Linked DNA regions of Homo sapiens: all the other regions are linked to region 3. A link is a contact called in ENCODE Hi-C or POLR2A ChIA-PET data. All regions are on one chromosome and are shown on one strand. The core of a region is the stretch at or near the end of the contact, and the rest is flanking DNA. Distances in the headings are between cores, read along the strand shown. Region 1 holds the start of ELOF1 (elongation factor 1). Region 2 holds the start of ELAVL3 (ELAV like RNA binding protein 3). Region 3 holds the start of SMARCA4 (SWI/SNF related BAF chromatin remodeling complex subunit ATPase 4).

The links. A loop is a pair of places that touch in the nucleus more often than their neighbours do. ChIA-PET counts read pairs that join two places held with the same protein, here RNA polymerase II (POLR2A). Pooled maps may share reads with other maps.
Region 1: a pooled map shows a loop between it and region 3 (6-fold over the local background). The contact joins the promoter of ELOF1 here to the promoter of SMARCA4 in region 3. A Hi-C loop is called at or near these places in 9 of 50 pooled maps. POLR2A ChIA-PET finds 5 or more read pairs at or near these places in 2 of 52 experiments (GM12878 and naive thymus-derived CD8-positive, alpha-beta T cell).
Region 2: a pooled map shows a loop between it and region 3 (8-fold over the local background). The contact joins the promoter of ELAVL3 here to the promoter of SMARCA4 in region 3. A Hi-C loop is called at or near these places in 5 of 50 pooled maps. POLR2A ChIA-PET finds 5 or more read pairs at or near these places in 4 of 52 experiments (H1, activated CD8-positive, alpha-beta memory T cell, activated T-cell and 1 more).

What each region holds. Positions count from the first base shown.
Region 1 is chr19:11,557,548-11,562,572 of GRCh38, reverse strand. It overlaps ELOF1 (elongation factor 1), which reads left to right and starts at 3,343. Exons shown (of 4, transcript NM_032377.4): 1 at 3,343-3,382. RefSeq lists an enhancer at 1,725-2,019.
Region 2 is chr19:11,479,126-11,483,846 of GRCh38, reverse strand. ELAVL3 (ELAV like RNA binding protein 3) reads left to right here and starts at 2,801. Exons shown (of 7, transcript NM_001420.4): 1 at 2,801-3,247. The coding sequence starts at 3,239. ZNF653 (zinc finger protein 653) reads left to right here. Exons shown (of 9, transcript NM_138783.4): 9 at 1-418. The coding sequence ends at 165. RefSeq lists silencers at 995-1,434, 1,465-1,714, 4,089-4,283.
Region 3 is chr19:10,957,997-10,962,752 of GRCh38, reverse strand. It overlaps SMARCA4 (SWI/SNF related BAF chromatin remodeling complex subunit ATPase 4), which reads right to left and starts at 1,723. Exons shown (of 35, transcript NM_003072.5): 1 at 1,579-1,723. RefSeq lists silencers at 1,356-1,415, 1,466-1,525, 1,576-1,995.

The sequences.
Region 1 (5,025 bases), core at 2,094-4,593, 600 kb before region 3:
CTCAAAAGGCTACACGTTGTATGATTCAGCTTATATGACTTTCTGAAAAAGACAAAGTTACAGGAACCAAAAACAAATCAGTTAGGGCCAGGGGCTGGAGTAGGGGACAGAGCACAAAAGGGCAAGAGAAAAATTTCTTTTTTTTCTTATTTTTTTTTTTTTAAGACTGAGTCTTGATCTGTCACCCAGGCTGGAGTGCAGTGGCACAATCTTGGCTCACTGCAGCCTCCGCCTCCCGGGTTCAAGTGATTCTCCAGCCTCAGCCTCGCTAGTAGCTGGGACTTCAGGCGTGTGCCACTATGTCTGGCTAATTTTTGTATTTGTAGTGGAGACTACAAGGGGTCTCACCGTGTTGCCCAGGCTGGTCTCAAACTCCTGTCTTCACGTGATTCGCACACCTCGGCCTCCCAAGGTGCTAGGATTACAGGCATGAGCCATCACACTCGGCTACTGGTAAGAGGAAATTTCTTAGGGTGATGGAAATAATTGTCTTGATTATGGTCATGTTTTAATGATATACCTGTATGTCAAAACATGCAATTTCGGCCAGGCATGGTTTAAATATGAGCAGTTCATGTTCAGTCAATTACATCCAACAAAGCTGGGAAGGAGGGAAGTAAGAGAGGGAAGGGATGAAAGGAGAGAAAAAGAGAAAACTAATGTGGCAATCATGAACAAAATGAAAGATATATACATCCTGTGACTCAATGTCTTTGTTTTTTTTTTTTTTTTGAGATGGAGTTTCACTCTTGTTGCCCAGGCTGGAGTGCAGTGGCGCGATCTCGGCTCACTGCAACCTCTGCCTCCCGGGGTTCAAGTGATTCTCCTGCCTCAGCCTCCTGAGTAGCTGGGATTACAGGTGCCTGCCACCATGCCCAGCTAATTTTTGTATTTTTAGTAGAGACAAGGTTTTACCATGTTGGTCAGGCTAGTCTTGAACTCCTGACCTCAGGTTATCCACCCGTCTTGGCCTCCCAAAGTGCTGGGATGGGCCAGGCGCCGTGGCTCACGCCTGTAATCCCAGCACTTTGGGAGGCCAAGGCAGGCAGATCACGAGGTCAGGAGTTCAAGACCAGCCTGGCCAACATGGTGAAACCCCATCTTTACTAAAAATACAAAAATTAGCCAGGCATGTTGGCGCACACCTGTAATCCTAGGTACTCAGGAGGCTGAGGCAGGAGAATTGCTTGAATCCAGGAGGTGGAGGTTATAGTGAGCCGAGATCACGCCACTGCACTCCAGCCTGGGCCACAGAGCAAGACTCTGTCTCAAAAAAAAAAAAAAAAAAGCAAAAACAAAAAAGTGCTGGGATTACAGGTGTGAGCCACCATACCCGGCCATCATTTATTGTTTTTTATTTTATTTTATTTTATTTTTAGAGACAGGATTTCACTATGTTGCCCATGCTAGCCTCAAACTCCTGGGCTCAAGCAGTCCTCCCACCTCGGCCTCCCAAAGTGCTGGGGTTACTGGGGTGAGACACTGTACTCACAAATGTCATTTTTTGAAAACTATGCTTCACTAAAGATCCAGTCTTAAGGATACTGATTCAGGGACATTTACTGCATCATCACAGTGGCAAAACTCAGGAAAGTCCAGGAATTGTCCATCAGTAGGATAACCGTTGATTATACTATGGCAGAGTTGCACTATGAATCATGTAGCTACTAAAAACAAAAGTTAGGTATACGTGTATAGATGGTTAAGTGGAAATAGCAAGTTGCACGGTAACTGTATAGTATGATTCCATCCTGTGTGTATTCTAGTTTGCTCCAGCACTGAAAAAGGGTCTCACAAGAGGGCAGTTCTACTGGTTACACTTGACGGTTACCAGGGTAACACTGCCCCCTAGGGGATATCCTAGAGATCCCTCTACAGACAGCCCCTGACTTGATTATGATAGGTTTATCGGGATGTAACCCCATCGTAAATCAAAGAGCATCTGTATTCGAAATACATTTCATTACAAATTATCTTCCTGAACACTCTAATGCAACAGCTCTTATCAAGGTCCGCAGGGACCAGACCCTTGCCAAACTCAACTGTCAATTCTCTTTCCTCATCTTCTTCAACTCAGGGACACGTGACACAGCTAACCCCTCTCTCTCTCCATCTTGAAATATCTTTTTCAGGCCAGGTGTGGTGGCTCATGCCTGTAATCCCAACAATTTGAGAGGCCGAGGTGGATGGATCACTTGAGGTCAGGAGTTCGAGACCAGCCTGACCAACATGGTGAAACCCCATCTCTACTAAAAATACAAAAATTAGCCAGGCATGGTAGTGCGCACCTGTAATCACAGCTACTTAAGAGGCTGAGGCAGGAGGATCGCTTGAACCCGGGAGGCTAAGGTTGCAGTGAGCCCATATGGCGTCACTGCACTCCAGCCTGGGCGACGGAGCGAAACCCTGTCTCAGAAAAAAACAAAACCAAAAATAAAAACCAATAAAAGTCCTTGGCCGGGCGCGGTGGCTCACGCCTGTAATCCCAGCACTTTGGGAGACCGAGGCGGGTGGATCGCGCCTGTAATCCCAGCACTTTGGGAGGCCGAGGCGGGTGGATCACGAGGTCAGGAGTTCAAGACCAGCCTGGCCAAGATGGTGAGACCCCATCCCTACTCAAAAAAAAAAAAAAAAAAAAAACTACAAAAATTAGCCGGGCGCGGTGACCGGCGCCTGTAATCCCAGCTACTCGGGAGGCTGAGGTAGGAGAATCACTTGAACCTGGGAGGCGGAGGTTGCAGTGGGCCGAAATCGAGCCACTGCACTCCAGCCTGGGCGACAAAGTGAGACTCCGTCTCAAAAAAATAAAATAAAATAAAACAAAAATAAAAAATAAAAATCCTTAACACGGCCCACGAGGCTCCATGGAATCTGGCCCCAGCCTGTCCACTCAACCTCATCTACTACAATCTGGGCACTCAAAATGTGGTCTGCGGATCAGCAGCATGGAAGTCACCTGGGAGCGAGTTAGAACAGCAGCCTCTCAGGCCTCCCTCTTCATCTGCTGGATCAGAACTTGAACTTTTTAGTTTGAGTAGAGCGTCTTCCATGCTTACAAGCTTCCCCTTCACCCTGATTCAGCCATAAGGTTATTTCATATTCCTCACTTGCCGCTCCTGGAAACTGACCAGAAGTACTGGCATCGCGCGTAGGTACAGGCAAATACGCACCGGCTCTTGCGCAGGCGCACTGCGTCTCCGTCGGAGCGCTGCTATTTGAGTACGCGTGCGCTCAGAGGAGCGGCGAAGGAGGCAGGGCCTATTTGCTGGGCTGTCCGGGATGGGGGTGGCCGGGACCTGAAAGTAGGAGAGGGGTTTCCGCTTCCGGCAGGAGTCGGAAGTCACTATCTCCCGGGTGAACGGAGCTTTCGCAGCTGGAGAAGGTGAGTGCTGGTGCGGCTCGTGCGAGTGGGCGTTGGGGGTGGGCAGGACTGGAAGTTCCTCTACTCCGTGCGTTTACGGGGTCCTGGAGGAGGCTCCTGGGACCTCGAGCTTGGGGGAAAGCCGGTCGGGGAGACTGACTCCCCCCGACCCCATCCTTCCAAGCGCGACTACCGGGACGCCTGGCTCCTCCCGGCGGCCGTCGGGAGGCGATGCCGAAGCTTTAGTGAGTCTGGAGGAACAGCCAACCCCCCACCTCTTGGGTACCAGCAGATTCGGGGGATGACTCCTCTGCCATCCCCTTTTGGCGCTCTTGGACTTAACGTTGTCACAGGACAGGCTGAGGCCTCTGCATTCCTTGTGCAAGCCAGACCCCATTCATGGGATGGGGAGACTGTAGTCCCTGGGCAAAATGAGCTTCTGGGGCTCATCCGTAGATTTTGTTTGGACTTTTTTTTTTTTTTTTGAGAGTGAGTCTTGCTGTGTCGCCGAGGCTGGAGTGCAGTGGCGCGATCATAGCTCATTGCAGCCTCGACCTCCTGGGCGCAAGCTTCCCACTTCAGCTTGCCGAGTAGCTGGGACTACAGACTCAAGGCTAATTTTTGTAATTTTGTAGAGATGAAGGGTCTCACTCTGTTTCCCAGGCTGGTCTGGAACTCCTGGCTTCAAGCGATCTTCCCACCTGGGCCTCCCAAAGTGATGAGATTACGGGCGTGACGTCCCAAAGTGATAGAGTTACAAGCAAACTGATTGAGTGATTTATTCAGTAATGGTTATTGCTGGGCACGGTGGCTCATGCTTGTAACGCCAGCACTTTGGGAGGCCGAGGCGGGAGTATCTCTTGAGCCCAGGAGTTCCAGACCAGGCTGGGCAACATGGTGGGTCCCTGTCTCTACAAAAAATACAAAAATTAGCTGGGCGTGGTGCCGCGGCTAATTTATATTTCAGAGGTAGAGGGGCAGGGGGAGGATCGCATAAGGAATGTGTGAGGGAAAAAGACATTGAGGATGAATCCAAGGTTTCTGATTTGATTATCCGGAAAGATGGAATTGCTGTTAGCTGAGATGAGGAAGACTGGAAGAGCAGGTTGCAATGTCAGGGGCTTGGTTTTGGACATGATATGTTTAATCTTAGGTGGAAGTTAGACATCAGGTGGAGGTGTGGCTGAGGCAGATAGATCAGAGTCTGCAGTTCAGACTCAAGGCTGGAGAAGCAGGTGGCCTCAGTGTAGAGTAGGCATGAAGCCCTAAGACTGGGTGAAATCTTCATGTGGTGAGTATAGCCAGAAAGGAGAGGATCCAACAATTAAACTCATGGGCTTTTTGCTCTGTTGCCCAGGCTGGAGTGCCTCGGCTCACTGCAACCTCCGCCTCCCAGGTTCAAGTGATTCTCCTGCCTCAGCCTCCCGAGTAGCTGGGATTACAGGCGTGCACCACCATGCCTGGCTAATTTTTGTATTTTTAGTAGAGATGGGGTTTCACCATGTTGGTCAGGCTGGTCTCGAACTCCTGACCTCGTGATCTGCCCACCTCGGCCTCCCAAAGTGCTGGGATTACAGGCGTGAACCACTGCACTCAGCCTTTTTTTTTTTTTTTTTTAGATGAAGTTTTGCTCTGTTGCCCAGGCTGGAGTGCGGTGGCACAAT
Region 2 (4,721 bases), core at 1,552-4,051, 520 kb before region 3:
GGCTACCAGTGCCGGCAGCGCGCGTCGCTCAACTGGCACATGAAGAAGCACACTGCGGAGGTGCAGTACAACTTCACGTGCGATCGCTGCGGGAAGCGCTTCGAGAAGCTGGACAGCGTCAAGTTCCACACGCTCAAAAGCCACCCGGATCACAAGCCCACCTGACCCACCTGACCACTGACCGCCCCTATTTATTCGTCCGCTCGGACACCACGCCCGGGCTTGCCGGGGCCTGGACAGCTGCGAGGGCCGCCCGGACCGCGGGCCGGAAGGAGGCGCCCCCGCCCCGCCCCAGAGCTGGGCCCCCTGGGCAGGTTCCCCACCCCGCCCCACCGCATCCTTCTCGGAGCTGGTGCCTGGGGCTGCATTGCTGGAACTGTGTCAAGAGAGCAGAGTGAGATTAAAGAGCGAGAAAGGAGATGCCCTTCCCCTAGGCCTGAATGATTTGGGGTGCCAGGCCCCTCTCTGTCTCCAGCCTACTTGATCCCTTCCTAAGCGAGGCAGGGAACGAGGGATGCCCCTGGGCCCAGCAGCCTCGCACAGCCCCTGCTCCCACAGGATGGGGTGAGGCTTGGGGGTCTGGGGTCTCTGGGCATCTCCCGGAACTCAGGACCCTAATTTCCACTTCCTCCTGTTTTATGGGGCACCCATCTCCCACCCTCAGTGAGCTCCGGGATGAGATGGGGAGGTGTTCAGTAAACCCCTAAAATGAGAAACATTTGCAGCTAGCGACAAGCGCCATGCAAAAGAGAGAGTGATGCGTTGTTTTCCGGGGATGCTGTTTAGGTCGGTGGTCAGGGAGGGCCTCTGAGGAGGTGGCATTTGCGCATAGACCAGAATGACAAAGATCTATCCCAGAAGAAAGCTGGGGGAGGAAATTCTCAGGCCAGAGGAACAACCAGTGCCAAAACCCCGAGGTAGAACTAGCTCGGCGTGTTCCTAAAACAGGAAGCCGCGGGGGGAAGGGGAGTTGGCGGCGGCTGCCCTGGCCCCATTTCCCGGAGGAGGATGCTGAGGCCGCCGCCTCCTGCGGGCCGCTAGAGAGAGGGGCGGGGAGCGAGGCGCGGCCGCTAGGTGGCGTGCGAGGCGCGTAGGCCCTGGTGGCCGCAGCCACGTGACCCTGGGGACCGCAGCCGCGAGCTCAGGCACGTGCCCGGGGGAGCCCTGTGGCGCCACGCGCAGATTGGCCCCGCCGGTTCCTCACCAGTTCGGGGGATGAGGCGGGGCCCCAGCTATGCCTCAGTTCCTGCTGCGGACCGGGGGGCTACCCCAGCCGGGGACAGAAGAATCGGCAAGGATGAGCGAGTCCGGCCGCTGGGGCCGCCCCCGCGAGCTCCCTCCCCCCGCGAGGCAGGTCCCCTCCACTCTCCCCGCACTGCCGGAGCCGGCAGGTTTCCATGGGAACCGCAGCGGGGTCCGCGCGCCCAGGAGCAGCCCCCCTCCTAGCTCAGTTTCCGATGACGGAAACCGGGAGGAACACGGGGTGGGGAACAGACCATCGCTTGGGGCCCCTAGCGCCCGCAGCCAGGTCGCCCCGGCGAGCCCAAGAGGGGCCACCCGGGGATCTGCACCGCCACCGCCCCTATTGCGCGGGCCACTGCGATTGGCCTGCCCTTTCCAGGCGTGGCAGCATCCCCTGGTGCGCGCACTCCCATTGGCTCGATCTCTAGGGCATCTTCCAGTAACTGGTTATCTCAAGGGCCGCCCCTGATTGGGCAAATTAGGCTCTCCTCGCTGGTGGCGCTCTCTGACAGTCTGGAGCCTAAAGGGCGTGCAGGAACGAGGATTGGGTGGGGACTGCCGCTCTCCAGTTAGGGGGTCTGGGCTACCTCGCCGGCAGCGCCCTCGACCGGACTGTCGGATTGCTGTCTGTGGTGCTGAAGCCTCACGCCCTGGCGACCCCGCCCCAGTGTGTGCTAGTTCCCGCGCCCCGACGTAAACATGCACCGGCGCCCGCGCACCAAAGGAGGCTGCGCCACCCCCAACGCCTTAGAGAGAGGCCAGGTTCCCCCTAGCAGAGAGCGAGCATGACTCCACAGTCAGGAGGACCAATCACGAGCCTAGAAAGCCAGGACATTTATGTGGCAGATCCACCCACCCCAGTTCTGTGGGGTCCAAGAAGGATCCGTGGTTTCCCAGAGCTGCATGGCTCCAGCGATGATTGTCCAGAACACTGAGCCCCAAACCTTTTCACCCCCTTCGGAGCAGTGCGGAGTTTCCTTGCACTGGGGAGTGCCAGTCCTTACCTTTTGAACCCTAGAAGGATCCAGCTCACTCAAAACCAACAGCGTCCCAGTCTCCTTCTGCAGAAGACTAGGGCCACAGTAGCCACCCTCCCCCGTGGTCTTGAGGTGGTCTACACTGGTGCCTCCAAATCTGGGGACCCAGGCCTCTGCCTACTAAAATATTGGTTCCTGATCCCCTGTCCAGTTCCCTCAGTGGACAACACCTCTGGAAGGTCGCATATTCAGGCCACTAATACCTCCTCGCTCTGTTGGCTCCTCCAGCTCTAGGAGCTGGACGGAGGAGGGGAGCCCGTCTCCTGGCCCGAAAGCCAGCCCAAGAAGGGGTGCCAGGGTAGGAAGCAAGGGCCTCGAGGGAAGGAGGGCCCAAATCTGGCAACCCGAGCACCTAGGATGCGCTTTTGGGGGATTCAGAGTCCCGACCAGTGCGCGCTCACTTCCACCTGCCGCGCCGTCGGGAGCCGCGAGGAGGCGGAGCTCGGTCGCCGCAGCCAATGAGCGACGCCGGCGCTGGCAGCTGCTGCTATAAAGGGCTGGGGGCGGCGGCGGCGCGGTCCAGAGCGCGGAGCGCGCAGCGCGGGCCGGAGGGAGGGAGGGAGGGTGGGCGAGGGGAGAGGACTTGAACACACGGGACCGGACAGGACCGACCGAGGGGCGGCGGCGAAAGGCAGAGCGCCGCGATCTCTGTCGGGAAGCGCAACCTCCCCGGGCCCCGCGGGGCCGCGCAGGGGGCGTCCTCAACCCCGCGCCCGCTCCCTCTTTCCATCCCCTGCCGCCCGCAGGCCACCCCGGGGCCCGGCCATCCGCGCGCGCATCCCCGGGTTCGGGCCCGTCCCTGGCCCTCGAGGGAGCCGCCGCCTTCATCGCCACATCTGCAGCGGCCGCACCAGAGGCCGCCCGGGCGGGACCCCAGCGTGAGCATCGGGCGCCCCCCTAGGAGTGCACCACCCCCGGAGCCCCCCTCAACACGGACCGCGCCCGCCGGGCACACAAGAATGGTCACTGTAGGTATTCCCCTGTCGCCGAAAGGGAATCGGGACGGGGAGGAGTTGGGCCCAGGCTCCGCGGAGATTGGGCGGGTGCGGCGGGGGGGGTAGGACCAGGCCTAGCTAGGCCCGGGTTGGGGGGGTAGGACCAAGCCTCGGGGCCTGAGAGTGGGCAGGGCCGCGCCCAGAGTGCTGAGGGCGCTTAGAGCTTGGTCTGAGAGGGCCTTAGGGAGACTGACTGCGATTCGGGAGGCGTCCGACGCCGCCCTGGAGGCGGGATTGCCCCCTCTCCAGCAGGCCTGATGGGGGAGGGGCCGCGGCGGCTAAGGATGCTTCCTCCATCCAGGCCCAGACCCCGCAGGCCGCCCAGGCAAACGCAGGGCCCGATCACTGGTGCTGGGCCAAGCCAAAGCGACAAAGCGTCCCCGAGAGCCCTGGGAAAGCGGGTGGCGTCGGATCGCGCGCCCCGGGCCTCGGCCGCACCCGGGAGGCGGGCGTCTCGTCCTCGAGCCCGTCGACCTTGCGGCAAGCGGGGAGGGGAGAGGAGGGGGCGCGCCCGGAGGCCCCGCGGGCCCGCCGCCGCTGCTGCCGCGTCCCTTTGTTTCTCGGCGCTTCTTCGCGGGCCGCAGCCTCGCGCGGGCGCCTCGGGCTGCGGGGAGGGGGAGGGGAGAGGAGGGCCCGCGGGTTGGGGGGGCACCTCTGGGCTCCCGGGTCTCCGCCCCCCGGGAGATGGGGTGGGAGGCCGAGACAGCCCCCTTAGGCCAGGTCCAGGCTCCCCACCTCGCCAAGGCTCTGGGCCGCGAGGTGACCTTGAGCGCGGCCCGCCCGCCTGCTCGCCCGCACCGCTAGCCCCGCGCTCGGTGCTTTCAGCAGCCACGGAGCTGGTCAGCTCCCGAGCGCGCAGCCCCTCCCGCCCTGCCACGCCCTGCCTGGCCACGCCCGGGCACGCCCATCTAGGCCCCGCCCCCAGGGCCCCGGGGGCCCGGCCTCGCCCGAGCCCTCGGATTCCCACTCGGCAGCCCGGGCGTATCCCGGGGGCGGGGCTGGCCAGTTATAGCCCCACCCCGGCTCCACCCCCGCCCCTGCCGCGCGACTCCGCTCCCCGCGCCGCCGCGCGTCCTTTGTCTGGTCCCGGCGCCTGGGCCTCCCTCTTCCACTCTTCCTATCTCTCCGTCTCTGCGTGTGTGTCTCTGTGCATTGTGTCTCTTTCCGGGCCCCTTTTTCGAGTCGTGGCTAGCACTGGGGGTGGGGGCATGATTGGCGCTCCCTCCATGCCTAAGCCTCTCCCCTCCTGGACCCTGGGACCCGCCCACCTGGCTCTGAGAAATGAGGTCCCGGAGGCCTGGCTCACCTGCTGTGTGACCTCAGGCCGTTCCTTTCCCTCTCTGGGCCTCGTGCTGTTCACCCAGGTCTGGGAACTGGAGTGTGGCCTCCTGAGGACCTCAGAACTCCCGCAACAGTCCAGCATCTCCTAAGCGTCCTCTGATCGGTT
Region 3 (4,756 bases), core at 474-2,973:
TGGCCAACATGGTAAAACCCCATATCTACTAAAAATACAAAAATTAGCCAGGCGTGGTGGCGGGCGCCTGTAGTCCCAGCTACTCAGGAGGCTGAGGCAGGAGAATCGCTTGAACCCAGGAGGCGGAGGTTACAGTGAGCGGAGATTGGGACTCTGAACTCCAGCCTGGGCGACAGGCAAGACTCTGCCTCAAAAACAAAATACAATCCTACACACCCTCCCTGATTTTGAGGCCCCCTCTTCCAAGCAGCCCCCGTGATCTCTGGCTACCACCGATCCCCTGCCTGTCCGCTGTGTCCCTCTCACAGTGCAGGTTCAGAGCAATAAACGATAGGCCAAGAGAGTTTGTTCCCACATTTACCACCCGCTCCCCTCCAAGACTGCAGAGGCTCCAGGATCCAACCCCCGACCATCCAACACTTAGTAGGGCCTCAAGAAGTTATCTGCTGAACAATGAGGGAGATTGGACCAGACAATTACAATAGTGCTTCCCGCTTGCGAGGAACCATTTTACAGGCTTTCACCAATTCCATTTGGGAGATTACCCCCTTTCACAAAGGAGCTTTCACAAAGGAGGAAAACTAAGAGGTTCAGAGAGGTTAAGCCACTTCCCTAAAGTGACAGTGTGCTAAGTGACTGACAGCACCAGGAATCAAGCTTGAATGCAGCCTATCAATCCAAACTGAAAACTTGCTTCAAATTCCTGCGAAGCGGCTTTTCCGCTTATTCCCTTGCTACTTTCCCCAAGGAGTCACTGACCAAAAAAAAAAAAAAAAAAAATCAAGACTGGTATCTTCAAGATCGGGACAAAACACTCGCCCAAAAGGTCCACGTTGAAAATAAAAGCCTTAATCTGAAAAACCAATTGGGAAGGAGAAAAAAGGATGCAAAAGAAAAGCAATGCTTTTACACAGCAAAGGATTTCCTCCGTGCTCCCCTACTTGCCGCCGACCCCATCCCCAACCCCAATTCGGGCAAACATTTTGAAGTCACTAACTGCAAGGCATCGGGGGAGTCCTTTACCTTTCCTTGAAAATCTGGAATGACACGTTTTTAAGACAATTTGAGGTCGGCTAGCCCAAGGGGACCGCTAATGCCCGTGTCCGGCCGACGCCGGACATATCTGGAGGTTTGGCTGAGCCCCGATCGCAGCTTCGCCAAAAACGCAACATTCGGGTCGGACCCGTTACCACGCAGCCAGAAAAGCCCCAACGCCTGCCTATTGTTGCAGCCGCTGTAATTGGGAGGGCGACTGTAGGGGTGCCGGGCGAGGGGGGCGAGCTTTGTCCGGCGACCCCGGCGAGAGCGCGCGCGGAGAGGATCGCGCGGCCTCCACGCGGCCCGGGCCCCCCACCCACCCCGCCGCTCCGCGGGGGCCGCCGCTGCCACGGCCTCGCGACACTGTGGCCTTCCCCACGCGCGCGGCTGCCGGCTGGGCTTCTTGACCCTCGGGCGCCGCCGTACCCCGGCCCCGCACAGGGCGCGCCGGCAGCCCCCTCCCCCCTCGGCGCCCCGGCTCCATTCAAACCGCCCTCCCCGGCCCCGCGCCGCGCTGCCCCCGCGGCCCGCGTTCCTTACCAGGAGCCGCCGGCGCCGTCGACTTCCCGGCGCCTCCCCCGCCCCTCCGCGCGGGGCCGGGGGCAGAATGGGCGTCTCGCTTCTCTTCACGAAACAAAGAAGCCGCCGCCGCCGCCAAACGAGGGGAAGCCTCGCGCGCGCGCCCGCCCGCCTCGGCCACCGCCCCCCCTTCACACACACGCGCGCCACCCGCGCCCCCGCTGCGCGCGCGCTCGCCGGCTCCCCTCCCCCTCAGCACCGCGGCGGCCTCTCCAGCTTCCGCCGCCTGCCCGGCCTCGTGCGCGCGCCAGCCCGCCCTTCCGCTCCCGGCGCGCGTGCGCGCCCGTCCCTGGGCGGACGGGGGTGGGCGTGGCCCGGAGGAAGCACGCGCGTCCGATGCACCGCCCCACTCGGGCCGCGATGGCCCCGCGCCTGCGCACGCTTCGCCTTCTGCACGCCTCGCGTCTTGACGCCCCGGAGCATGCGCAGAGCGGACGCCACTGCGGCGGCGGTGGCGGCGGCCGCGGTGACGATGGGGCAACTGGAGAATGGGATCCCGGTGGCCGTGGGGTCCGTGGGGAAAGGAGGTCCCTGAGGCTCGGAAATAGGAACCCTGGACCGTAGGACGGGCCGCCTGGACCAAGACCGGGCAGTGGTTTCCCGCGGGCCAAGGGCGCGCCTGGGAACCGCTTTGATCCCTGACCTGGGGCGGCGAGGCCTATTTGGGGAGGCAAGGCGGGGCCCGACCGTGGCCGCCTTCTCTGCAAAACTTCCCAAGTGCCATTAATTAGCTTAGCAAATATTTATTGATCTGCTACTGTGTCCCAGCCGCCGTGGAGCCCTCGGTCTAGTGGGGAAGGAGGACAAGAAGCAAGATTAATAAGCAAAATAGTGCAGTATGAGAGGCCGGACTTGGTGGCTCACGCCTGTAATCCAGCACTTTGGGAGGCCGAGGCGGCCGGATCACCTGAGGTCGGGAGTTAGAAACGAGCCTGACCACCATGGTGAAACCCGTCTCTATTAAAAATACAAAAATTAGCCGGGCGCGGTAGCTCATGCCTGTAATCCCAGCACTTAGGGAGGCCTAGGCTGGTGGATCATGAGGTCAGGAGATGAGACTATCCTGGCTAACACGGTGAAACCCCGTCTTTACTAAAAATACAAAAAATTAGCCGGGCGTGGTGGCACACGCCTGTAGTCACAGCTACTCGGGAGGCTGAGGCAGGAGAATCGCTTGAGCCCAGGAGGTGGAGATTGTAGTGAGCCGAGATCGTACTATTGCACTCCAGCCTGGGCAACAAGAGTGAAATTCCGTCTCAAAAAAAATAAATAGTACAGTGTGAGGTGAACACTGGGAGGATCATGGACATTTTAAATAGGGCAGCCACGGAAGTCGTCGTTGCAAAGAACACGTTTGAATGCATACAGGCTGGTGGTGAAAGAGAGAAACCTTCCTCCGAGAGTGAAGGCCCTGAGCCTCTTGGCCTCTTCTGTGTGTTTTCTTTTTTGTGTGTTTGTTTGTTTGTTTGTTTGTTTGTTTGTTTGTTTTGAGACGGAGTCTTACTCCATTGCCCAGGCTGGAGTGAGGTGGCACGATCTCAGCTCACTGCAACTTCTGCCTCCCAGATTCAAGCGATTCTCCTGCCTCAGCCTCCCGAGTAACTGGGACTACAGGCGTCCGCCACCACGCCCGGCTAATTTTTGTATTTTTAGTTGAGACAGAGTTTCACCATGTTGGCCAGGCTGGTTTTTAACTCCTGACCTCAAGTGATCCGCCCACCTCAGCCTCCCAAAGTGTTGGGATTACAGGCGTGAGCCACCTCACCTGGGTGGGTTTTTGTTTAATTGTTTGTTTTATTAGAGACAGGGTCTTGCTCTGTAACCCAGGCTGGAGTGCAATGGTGTAACCACAGCTCAGTGCAGCCTCAAACTCCTGGACTCAAGGGATCCACCTCAGCCTCCCAAATAGCTGTGACTACAGGTACATGCCACCACCACCAGCTTTTTTTTTTTTTTTTTTTTTTTGTCTGTTATGTTCTGTAGAGCTGAGGTCTGCTGTGTTACCCAAGCTGGTCTCAAACTACTGGGCTCAAGCAGTCCTCCTGGCTCAGCCTCCCAGTGCACTGGGATTACAGGCATGAGCCACCAAGCCAGGCCCCAGAAGGACCTGGGTTTAAAACACGACTCCATTTCTACTACCTGGGTGATGCATGGGTAATACCAGGCAGGTTTACCAGAGCATCTACACCTCACTTTCTTCACCTGTGAAACAAACAATAAGGCTGGGTGCGGTGGCTGACATCTGTAATCCCAGCACTTTCGGAAGCCAAGGTGGGCAGATGACCTGAGGTAAGGAGTTCGAGACCAGCCTGGCCAACATGGTGAAACCCCGTTTCTACTAAAAATACAAAAAAATTAATTAGCCAGGCATAGTGGCAGGTGCCTGTAATCACAGCTACTCGGCAGGCTGAGGCAGGAGAATTTCTTGAACCCAGGAGGTGGAGGTTACAGTGAGCCAAGATCATGTCATTGCGCTCCAGCCTGGGTGACGAGAGTAAAACTCCATCTCAAAAAAAAAAAAAAAAAAAAAAAATGCTGGGCCCAGTGGCTCACGTCTGTAATCCCAACACTTTGGGAGGCCAAGGCAGGTGGATCATGAGGTCAAGAGATTGAGACCATCCTGGCCAATGTGGTGAAACACCATCTCTACTAAAAATACAAAAATTAGCTGGCTGTGGTGGCGCGTGCCTGTAGTGCCAGCTACTCAGGAGGCTGAGGCAGAATTGCATGAACCCAGGAGGCGGAGGTTGCAGTGAGTCGAGCGTGCCACTATACTCCAGCCTGGTGACAGAGGGAGATTCCGTCTCAAAAACAAAACAAGACAAAACAAAAAAAACCCACCAGAAACAATAATGGCTCCCACTTCCACTGTTTGGTTATGAGGAATCATGACAGCAGGTAGCCCACCTGCTAGCTCTCTGATCCTCAGCTAGTGTTATTGAATAGTGCACAGTAAGTGAGCAAGTAGAAGTGGGATCTGAACTCGATTCCTCATTCATTCAAGTAGTTATTTTTTTGTTTTTTTGTTTTTGTTTTTGAGACACAGGCTTGCTGGGTCATCCAGCCTGGACTGCGGTGGCACGATCAGTACTCACTGTAGCCTCGACCTCCTGGGCTCAAGCGATCCTCCTGCCTCAGC